Linked DNA regions of Homo sapiens: region 1 is linked to region 2. The links are chromatin contacts, found by Hi-C in ENCODE. All regions are on one chromosome and are shown on one strand. Each heading gives the region's core, a stretch centred on a gene start or an enhancer-like site at or near the end of the contact. The rest is flanking DNA. Distances are from core to core; before and after follow the strand shown.

Region 1 (5,110 bases), core at 434-2,933, 680 kb before region 2:
CAGCACAACCTCACATATCACCAGCAACACCAGCATGCATTTGCTCCCATCCAAGCAGCCACAGGCGGCCCAGGCTACTTCCACAGTGCTATGCCCTGTGCCTGGCCTGGTGGGGCTTCACACCACACAACACAATCAGGAGTTTGCCCTTCTGTAGCACCTGGCAGCCAGTGAAATGCTTTTCCATATCTTTTCATCTTTGCTCATTTTGAGAGCGGTACAAAGCTGAGGGGTAATCACCCCAGTTTATAAATGGAGAAGCCGAAATCAGAGACAGGAGGTGCCTTATCCAGAGTCTCAAAACAGAACTAGGGCCCGAAATAGGCATCTCCTGTCTTCCAGTCTAGCGACCTTTCCCCATGTCCTGTCCCACCCCACCCCATTCAGGGGAGGGCTAGGGAAGAGCTTCAAACGGCTGCTGCCTTCCCCTTCTGAATGGCTCTGGAAATAGAAAAGCAAGGCACAACAACTGAAGGGAAGGCAATATCCACTACGGGAGGCCGAAAGGGCCCCAAAGACTGTGTCCCCACCCTCCGGGGTGGGCAATCAAGGGACCCAAAGCCCAGGGTGGGGCATGCTTGTGCCCACAGTTCACCAGCAGCAGAGCTTAGACTGAGTCCCTCAATGCCAGAAGCACAGAGCAACACTGAGAAACCAGAAGGGGCAGGTGTTTGGATAATAAAAATAGCTAACACTGATCAAGTACTTACTGTGTGTTGGGCTTTGTTTAGCACTGTACATGTAGTGACTCCCTGAAACCTCATGGCAACCAAACTAGGTAGGCATTATTATTGTCCCCTTTTACAGAAGAGGTAACTGAGGCACAAAATGATTAAGTCACTTGTCCATGGGATTTAGCTTTTGAGTGATAGAGTCAAGGTGTGAACTTAAGCAGTCTGGCTCAAATTCTGCAAAGCCAAATAGTGGAAAGAAAGAGAATAAAGCAAATACACTAGGAACAGATGACACCTTCCTTCAAAAGGAGAGAAGGAAGATAGGAGACTCTCCAGGCAGGAAAGACTGACAGCTGCTGTGCAGGCAGAATTAGGAATTTGGTACCTAGTGCCCTCTGGGTAGCAGCCGACCAATGTCAGGCAACACCAGTAAATGACATCCTGGTGTTGGTGTTTATACAGCATGGCTGGGCCAGGGAGGGGATGAAGGCAGGGCCTGAGATGGGTGGAGGGGATGATGCCTTGGAAAGCCAATTCCTATGTCCCAGAGAGATGGAGCAGCTGGGCGGGCAGGCAGGCGGTTCCCTTTCTGCATCCCCAGCACCAGCAGTGCACACATGCCCGGGACACCAGGCTTCGGGGATGCCACTGGGTTTCAGCCTCATGATGCCTGGGAAGCCAGGAAAGACAGGGGTCATCTCTCACCATTTCTACAATGAAGAGCTAAAGCCAAAAACAGTCACAGCCCTAGAATAATAACAACAACAACAGCCACCATTTGTTGGCAGGTTATGATTTGTCAGGAAATATTCTAGATGTGTATATAGATTATGTAAAAATGATACCAACTCTGAGAGGTCCATATGATTATTCTTAATTTGCAGTTGAGGAAAGCTAAGTAATTCTATAAAGGTCAAAGCTAGCAGGCTATGAGAAAGGATCTGAACCACCATTTATCGGACTGTGAGGCCCCTGATCTCACCTCAAAGCCGTGTGTGCTGTGAAATGGTTAAGTGACTTACCCACAACTGTGCAGCTGTGCTAACCCACAGCCAGCTTCTGGGCTGTCAGAGCACATGGGCACAGGCGTTTACTTCCACATACTCCCTACGCTACACATCCACACTAAGTGCTGCTAACCACTTTTATATACACAGTCATACAGTTGGGGTGATTTAATGGTTTATCATCCAAACGAGGATACCTCTGAGAGTGAAAGGGGGCCCTTTTAATAATATTGCTGGGACAACAGGCAGACACCAGGACTGTCCTAGGCATGTAAGAACATGCAGTCACCCGAATACAATCCACACTCCCACAGGCTGGTTATTTTTATGTCCAGTTGTGTTGGTAGAGGACCCTTCTGGGCAATGCCTTGCTTCCCAATCCACACAAATACTCTTTCCAAATAATCCACTCTCCCTGTGTTCACCTGCCTGTCTTCTGAATTCACGGAGCTTGTTGGCCTTATAGATAAACAGGCTGATGCCACTTGGTTATAAAGCAGTCATGTTATGGTTTGAGAAGGCAGGGTGTCACTAATTCAAACAGTGTATTTTAAAAGACTGGTGGGTTCCTTGTGCCCTGGAAGCCCCGGAACCCTAATACCCAGCTGTTCTGATAAGCAGCCTGTCCCTCAAGAGTGAGGACTCTGTGGCTGTCCCATTGAGGACAGCCTGAGACAAGCAGATGGGAAACCAGCACGGGAATACAGCTGCCACCACTACTGGACCTGCTGGAGAAACCGCAGTCTACTGGGAGGACACAGACCTGGGGTCCTCAGGGGACAGGCGCATCTCTAAGACAAGGCCTGGCCTTTTTCTGCTGCCAGCAGGCACCCATCATGCGTGGGAGTGAGCAGCTCTAACCTGGTGAGAGATCCTCCCTTTTCCCCTGACTGGGCCTAGTGGGGAAGGAGGTGGTGTTTAAAGCTCGTTTTTGTTTTACTCTTTCCCTAAGAATCTGCCTTCTTAGGAATCTCTGACAAGAGGAAGGAAGAATCTGCTGTTCTTTTGAAGCCAGGAAATCACTCTTAACAAACTCTCCCATCAATACAGGTAAAGTGCAGAGCTAATGAGAAAGCAGAGGGCATTTGTCTGTTCTCTGAAGAGACCGTTTCTGGCGTATGTTTAATCATGGAGCATCATAGGACCTCGAGGCCAGGGATTTTCAGAGGCCCCAGAGAAGCCTGCCAGCTCCTAGCAGCCCTAGAAACTGGCAGGGCTCTTGGAGGCACTGACGTGCAGGGCTCTGGGCCCTCATCCTGTGATAAAAGGAATAGAGATATTTTTTACCTGTTTTGTGTAGGGGCTTCTGCAAGTGATGATTTTTTGGTAAATAGACCTTTTTGCAAATTAGGCCATGTGCACAGGTTGTGGGAATTAGGGAATGCACTTATCTTCTTACGGGTTACCATTCAACACACAACAGCTGTGATTATGACTATATGTTATAATGTTATTCTGGGGGATGCTTAAGACCTAGAAAAGGAAAGGATTTGTCTGATGCCACCCAGCATGCAGCCTTCCCATGGTGGGAAGCCGAGCATGGAAGAAGCCCAGAGACCAGATAGTGACTAACTGGGAGTGGCCGTGGCTCAGGCAGTCCTAGACAGTCAGAGGCCAACACGCCGGTGATGATGGTGATGGGGCAGAAGATACCAACCCTTATTCACTGAGCATTGACTGTGTGCCAGGCATGGTCTAGACATCACCTGGATGTTCTACCAGCCCTCGCCCCACTCTTGCTGGAAATGGCAGTGCTCCTATTATCCACATCTTACAGATAAGGAGCTGGACAGTCACTCAGAGAGGCTGAGTGATGAGCTCTGGGTTAATGGCGAGTAGATAACGAAGTGCGCATTTGGACTCACATCTGAGGGACCCCCACCTGGGCCCTGACCACTGTACTCTACAGCAAAGGAGAGGACCCAGGCCACCCTCAGAGGTGGTGTTTATGAGTCATGGGGCAGAGAAGGCAATTGCAAGTGGCAAATGGTAGCAGAACCAGAACAAGAGCCCAGATCTCTACTCCTGGGCTCACATTAGTCCCATTTCCCAAGGCTGTAGTTTAACATCTCTCTGTGGTCTTTGTAACACCTGAATGGCCATTAAGGTGAGTGCACCCATGTTCAGGGCAGGAAAACACCTGCCAAACTGGCTGCAGCATTCAGGAAACTCCACCAAGCTTTTCGATGAGTTCACATTGCACTGCCTGAACACAACCGCTGGGGTGGGTTCCTTCTCCTTGAGACTGCATTTTAGAATGTCAGTTACACCAGGTCTCCTTTGAGTGAGGAAGTGGGAGACACATTAGAAACCCAAGGAGACCAGCTTCCTCTTCTCAGACAACCCCAAGCAACAGCACAATTGGATGTCAGACAAAGGGTCATTTTTACCTCCCCTCTTCCCATCCACGGCTCCAACTACAGGAGCATCACCATTAGGGAGGGGTAAGGGGCACACCTTAAGCAGGTTTGAGATGTCAGCGGCTGACAGCCTGCCTTGTCTCCATCAGGAAGGCAGCAATAAGACAAAAACCAACAATCTGGGCTGTGGAGTCTGAGCCTGACCACCCCCAGGTGATGCAAGCCAGGAGGTTGCCTTGACTTGGTCTTGACCCGGGTCTACCCCTAACTTGGCCTTGGCTGGGCTGTGTGACCTTTAGTCAGTCACTACTGTCAGATCCTCAGATACAACACCTGTTAAATGCAGATCATATGGAGATATATACCAGCAAGCCTCTTTGGACTACTTTGAAAACCAAATGAGCTATTATATTTGTGTTCGTGTTTTATCTCCACCATTGAGTGGAAAGTTACTTAATAGGAGAGGTCATGTCTCATTCATCTTTACAAATGATTGTAACTAGCCCAGAGCCCTGCACAAATGAGAAGAGGTGATGGTTGAATTGTAAACTTCAGCTTCTCTGAGGGCAGTGAATAGCCCAGCGTAGCTGGGGAGGAAGGAAAGAGGTGGCAGAGATACAGTGAGTAGATGAGTGGAAAAAGAGGCTGTTGTCAGGCTGTGGAGGACTTTACACATACTGATGCTTCTAAATTTCATCTGTAGCTGGATGGTAAGCTGATATCCCAAATGCTTTAGTAAGCATTAGTGGAGGATGGGGCTGTAGAAAGAGCCTGGGGACTCAAGCCCAACAATCATAAACCTCAGTCTCAGGTCTTTGGAGCTAAGCCTTAGTTGCCTTATCTGCAAAATGAGAATAACAACTTCATTCCAGGGTCATTAGGGATACCTAGCATTTAAAGTGACCAGTGCAGTATTTAGTATCTATTTGAATTTCAGCAAATACTACTGCCCTAAATGAGTGAGGCCAAGCTGACCTTGACTATCAGATGTAACGGTATGTTACAGAGGTTCTAGGCCAACGCTGCCTTGGAGTGAGAAACTAAGCAATGGTACCATGGCCACGCTGCA
Region 2 (5,098 bases), core at 807-3,306:
TCTAACAACTTCCGTTCAGATCCAAATTACTTCTGTTGAGCCCCTCTAGCATTCTTCCTCCCATTCACCTTCCCTCTCTAACAACGTCCATTCAGATTCAGATTAGTTCTGTTGAGCCCCTATAGTATTCTTAATTCCTCTTGCAGCTCTAGGATTCCTGGATTAGATACTCACAACTCATCTATCCAAAGCCCACTAGGGAGCATTGCCTTAAGGAAAAGAGAGTCCCTTTCCTTCCCAGCTATGCAAATATTCTCTCCACTCTATTTCTTTAAACCAGGCCCAGTCCCATGGATTTCTCCATAGTAGGCCAATAAAAATGGGTATTGGACATTCCATCCCCATTGGTGGTAAATGTCTCCAGCCTCCCCCATTATTTTATACTCCTTTTCTACTTCTGAAGCTATTATTCATCTCTCAGTATCCCAACATCCAGAATCTGCCCCACACTAGTTATTCCTTGGAATAAGGCCCAGATTGGCCTTTCAACACAGTTCTAGTCTTCTTTCTCTGACAAGGTGTGTGTTCACCCACCCTACGGTGTTAGCTCCCCTGCTCAGCTACCCTGCAGTTTGGACTGAGAGGTCATCCATAGCACCCCTATGCATGGCATCCAACACTGCCACACAGATTTGAGTCCCTTTAAGCTGTGACACCAAAGGAAAAACTTGTATGGAAGTTATAAGCAGTTGTCCTAACAGGCTTCTTTAGGTCAGTGGAAGCTTCTCACTGAGTTTCTAGCCCTTGTTCTTTGCTGATGCTATTGCCTGTTTTCCAGGCAGATAGGCTAATTTCTGAAGCCTAACACAAGGGCAAAGTACCCACTGTGCAGCCAGAACGACTAGCCTCCCCCTCCTCATGATTAGCCTCAAGGAGCTGCTATGCATTCTGCAGCTGCATTTCCAGGATGCAGGCCAGAAGGGCTGACAGCCACTTAAAGAAACCTCAGCATGGCCAAATGGGAGGTCCTCTCATTCACTATGTGTAGATTAGTTACACCTAGTGATATTTGGGCTAGAACTTTTTGTTTTCATTTTCAGAGGTAAAAATCACCTGATTATCAAAAATATACATGTAGCATTTTAAACAGTAGTCTAATAATAGTTGACGCATCACACAGAAGACATTAGATATAGATTATGTTCTGGAATTTTAGTCTAATCATAAGTCCCTATTTCAAAATATTTAGCTGAAAACCTAGGCAAGAGAGTAAGGGTCTATGGGAGGACAAAATGAAAGCAGAGCCTTGATGTCTTAAGCAGTTTCATCGCTAGAAGGGCACATGTTGTTACAATTTTTAGTCACCAATGTAATATTGGCTCATTGAAAAGAAAAGGAGAAAAAAAAAAAAAAGACCAGTGCCTCATCTCTTTATATACAGCTCATCACCTAGAGATTGAGTGTGCCTTAAATGTTGATGCCTCATCATTAGCATAGCCAAACCTAAAGTAGGTGCTTCTTACATGGTCACTGAATTGATTCTCTTTGCTTACTTAAATAGCGAATGACCCAGGACTAGAGGGTGCTTTGCTGTTATTTTTACCTGAGTTTACCGGACTTGACTCAATACAAACCTGTGATCAGCCAGACTACCTGGCTGTGCCCTTCTCCATTGCAATGTATGATCTGACAAAGGGAAAGAATCTATTTTAGGATCTCCCACATCCGCTGTGGTTCTGAGTAATGCCTGAGACTTGCTATCTAGCAATTAAGCAAGAAAATATGAGAAATCATATTTACATTTTCCACACTGTTGAGCTTCCTATACCTAACCTTGAACACTTAATACTATGCTGCATTATGATTCATCGAGGAGCAATGGTTTTATTTATAAAACTAGGAAACAAAGCTTAACTCTAAGATGGCTATCTTAAAAGAGAAAGGAGAATAAAATATGCATTTGAAAATTGTCATTGATGAAAAATGAAAAACAAACTATTTCTGTTATGAAAGTGAGCGTTTCAGATCTCTCTTTTCTTGCTTCCTAAACTTCACCAAAATACAACAATGATCCTAACTTTTTATTTTCATTGGACTCATTCATCTGGGAAACCCTTGACCTAACAGCCACATGCTCAAAGTCTAGCCTCCTTCCAGGTTCAGCTTCCATACCACTTTTTCCATGGAGCCTTCTCTGCCCAGCTCTGCCTTGCCCTCCTTCCTTGTGCTTCTCATCTGCCATTCAGCTTGCCCAGTGTCGGCATACTGCTCCCAATATGTTAGTTTTCTGCCACTATTCATTGACATCTCACATCTTCCCTCCAAACTGAGCACTAATTCAAGGGTTTATTTCTCTGAACTATAGCCCAAAACATTGTAGTCACTCAGTCAGTAGACATTGTTGACATATATTTCACATATTGTGTTTATTGTATTTCACTTATGTATATTTAGGATGCAGCATTTAAAGATATCCAGGCCAGGCACAGTGGCTCATACATGTAATCACAGCACTTTGGGAGGCCAAGGTGGGAGGATAACTTGAAGCCAGAAATTCAAGACTAGCCTGGGCAATAGAGTGAGACCACCACCTCCACAAAATATTAAATAAAAATTTGACTGTGTGTGGTGGCACATACCTGTAGTCCCAGCTACTTGGGGGGCTGAAATGGGAGCATTGCTTGAGCTCAGGAGTTCAAGGCTGCAGTGAGCTGTGGTCGCATCACTGCATTCCAGCCTGAGCAACAGAGTGAAAACTTGTCTCTAAATAAATAGACAAATAAAGATATCCGATTTTCTTTAGAACATAAGGCAGAAGAATGGCTACTCTTATTGAAGGTAATATCCATTTGTTTGTTTGTTTGTTTGTTTGTTTGTTTGTTTTGAGATGGAGTCTTGCTCTGTCGCCCAGGCTGGAGTGCAGTGGCACGATCTCTGCTCACTGCAACCTCCGCCTCCTGGGTTCTAGCAATTCTTCTGCCTGAGCCTCCCAAGTAGCTGGGACTACAGGCACGCACCACCATGCCCGGCTAATTTTTGTACTTTTAGTAGAGATAGAGTTTCACCATATCGGCCAGGCTGGACTCGAACTCCTGACCTCGTGATCTGCCCGCCTCAGCCTCTCAAAGTGCCGGGATTACAGGTGTGAGCCACCACACCCGGCCTGTAATATGGTTTTTAAAGGGTTGCCTGTTTAACTTGGGAAACCTATTTATAATCAAATGTTATTTTATGCATTTATGGTCAGTCGACCCAGAAGAAGACAGGACAGGCATAGACAAGGATGAGCGGGGTATGATAGTGAACTGGTAATTTCGGTAGATGCCATTTTTAAAGCTCTTTTAATGATTAGAGTATGTTCTTTGAGTAAATATGGCTACCTGGTTAAATATTAGCTCTTCACAGGCTAGCAGATGAGAGTGGTGTTTAATTCTTACTTCTCTGCCATTTTCTAAATGATCAAAAATTAAATCTTGATTCTAGTGCAATGATTCTCAACATAGCTTACTTCACTTTAGAATCATCTTGGATGATTTGAAAACGTACAAATTATCACACCCTATCTCCAGAGATTTGTTTTCAATTGATCTGGGCATCAGTATCTGCTAAAAGTTCCCAAGGTGATTTTAATGTGTAAGTAGAATTGAAAACCACTGATATAGTGTTTGATTTATTGATTCCCCACTCCAAGCTGTGCTTATTCTCTGTCCTAAATACTCCAAAGATTAGAAGCAATAATAAGGCCTCCATGTGGCTTCAGAAAATGGGGATTTATTATGTTTCAACAAAAAGATATGGTATTCAAAGATATGGTAGGCTAGGCAAATGCTCAATGACACTTCCAGAAGTCTGGGTCCCTTGAGTCTTGGCCCTTTCTTCTCCTGCACAGAGCCATACTGTGGCTGCTGGGATCAATGCCTGTGGTTCTGGAAATCGATCCAGGAAAGATTTCTTTGGTAGAGAGATGGCAGTCCTTACCCCCTAGCAAAATGTCACTAAAGCATCTCTAGGCAATTCAGTCTTCATCACTTCTGAAAGGTGAGATCTTGAAACTATGGTTTCATACTATGAAAAACTCTGGCTCTTGTCGAAAGTAAAGGAAAGGCCATTTCTGGTGTCAAGTGTTCCCTTGAACAGTACACAGTTGGAACAAGAAATGGGAGGCAGAGAGAGGGGGACTTACTGGGCAAACACAAATTTCTGGTTGACCAAACTTCAGACAAAAGAGCAGAAAGGATCTCTACCTGCCACATGGAAGTGAACTTAAACTGCCCGATGGGAGGCTGAAATCTTCCAGAAAAAATAATAGGTCTGTTTTCTTGTTGCATGAGAAAAATCACCCTTGAAGGTTTGGGTCCATTCATAGTTGCCTTGGTTACAAGGGGCCTATTTCTTATAAGGAGAAAACATAAAACGGATTCAAAATGGTCCATTCTCTATGTGAGATGATTAAAAGGAAAATATTTTAAATGTGAGCGAATGCAACATGGGGGAATCTGAAGAACTATGACAGCAACATTTCCTATGACAGTCAAAAGTCCCTCAGAAATATTCTCTTGCCCATGTACTGCTGCCCCTACCTATCCCTCAAGCACCTAAAATTCAGCCAGTGAAAAAATGAAAAATGAACCCAGCATACTCCCCTATATTCTGAATCTCAGATGGTAGCAATACCTAGCAGCCTATGCTGGCCTCCTGAGACTTACCTTGATTCTTCCTCCTTTCACCTCCTCCCCTCCGTGCCCAGTTCTTTACCAAGTTTTACTAATTATCTTTCTTTTTATCTCCACTAACTCTATTCTAGTTTAGGTTAGGCCCTCATTGTTGCTTGTGCAGGTCAAGGATTGTCAAACTATAACCCTTAGGCCAAATTCTGACCCTCCACCTATATCTGTAAACAAGGTTTCATTAGATGACAGCCAGGCCCACTATTTACACATTGTCTAGGACTGCTTTCAGGCAATGATGACAGAAAAGAGTAGTGGCAACACAGACCATACACAGCCTAAAAAGGCAAAGATATTTACTGTCTTACTCTTGATATATATTTTAAAAAATGCTAACTCATGGTCTAGGTTATTGCAGGTTATCCTATCTCCATGCCTACCCCAGAATTCAAACTATCTATCACACTGCTGATTAAATGGTGCTTCAAAAA

What was found. Hi-C counts contacts between places; a loop is a spot of excess contacts on that map. Pooled maps may share reads with other maps.
Region 1: a loop to region 2 is called in a map of K562, with 3 times the contacts of the local background. The contact joins two enhancer-like sites. A Hi-C loop is called at or near these places in 5 of 168 maps with a recorded cell type or tissue (IMR-90, K562, PC-9 and 2 more), 19 of 37 single-sample maps with no recorded cell type and 13 of 50 pooled maps.

The regions. Positions count from the first base shown.
Region 1 is chr2:16,626,733-16,631,842 of GRCh38, forward strand. All of the region lies in intron 1 of CYRIA (CYFIP related Rac1 interactor A), which reads right to left. Among named protein-coding and RNA genes, the nearest start is that of CYRIA, 37 kb to the right of the region's middle. Within about 2 kb of position 1,684, at least 5 of the 41 ENCODE cell types and tissues checked have a DNase peak (open chromatin) inside an H3K27ac peak, as active enhancers do.
Region 2 is chr2:17,301,580-17,306,677 of GRCh38, forward strand. No RefSeq gene overlaps it. Among named protein-coding and RNA genes, the nearest start is that of RAD51AP2, 210 kb to the right of the region's middle. Within about 2 kb of position 2,057, at least 2 of the 41 ENCODE cell types and tissues checked have a DNase peak (open chromatin) inside an H3K27ac peak, as active enhancers do.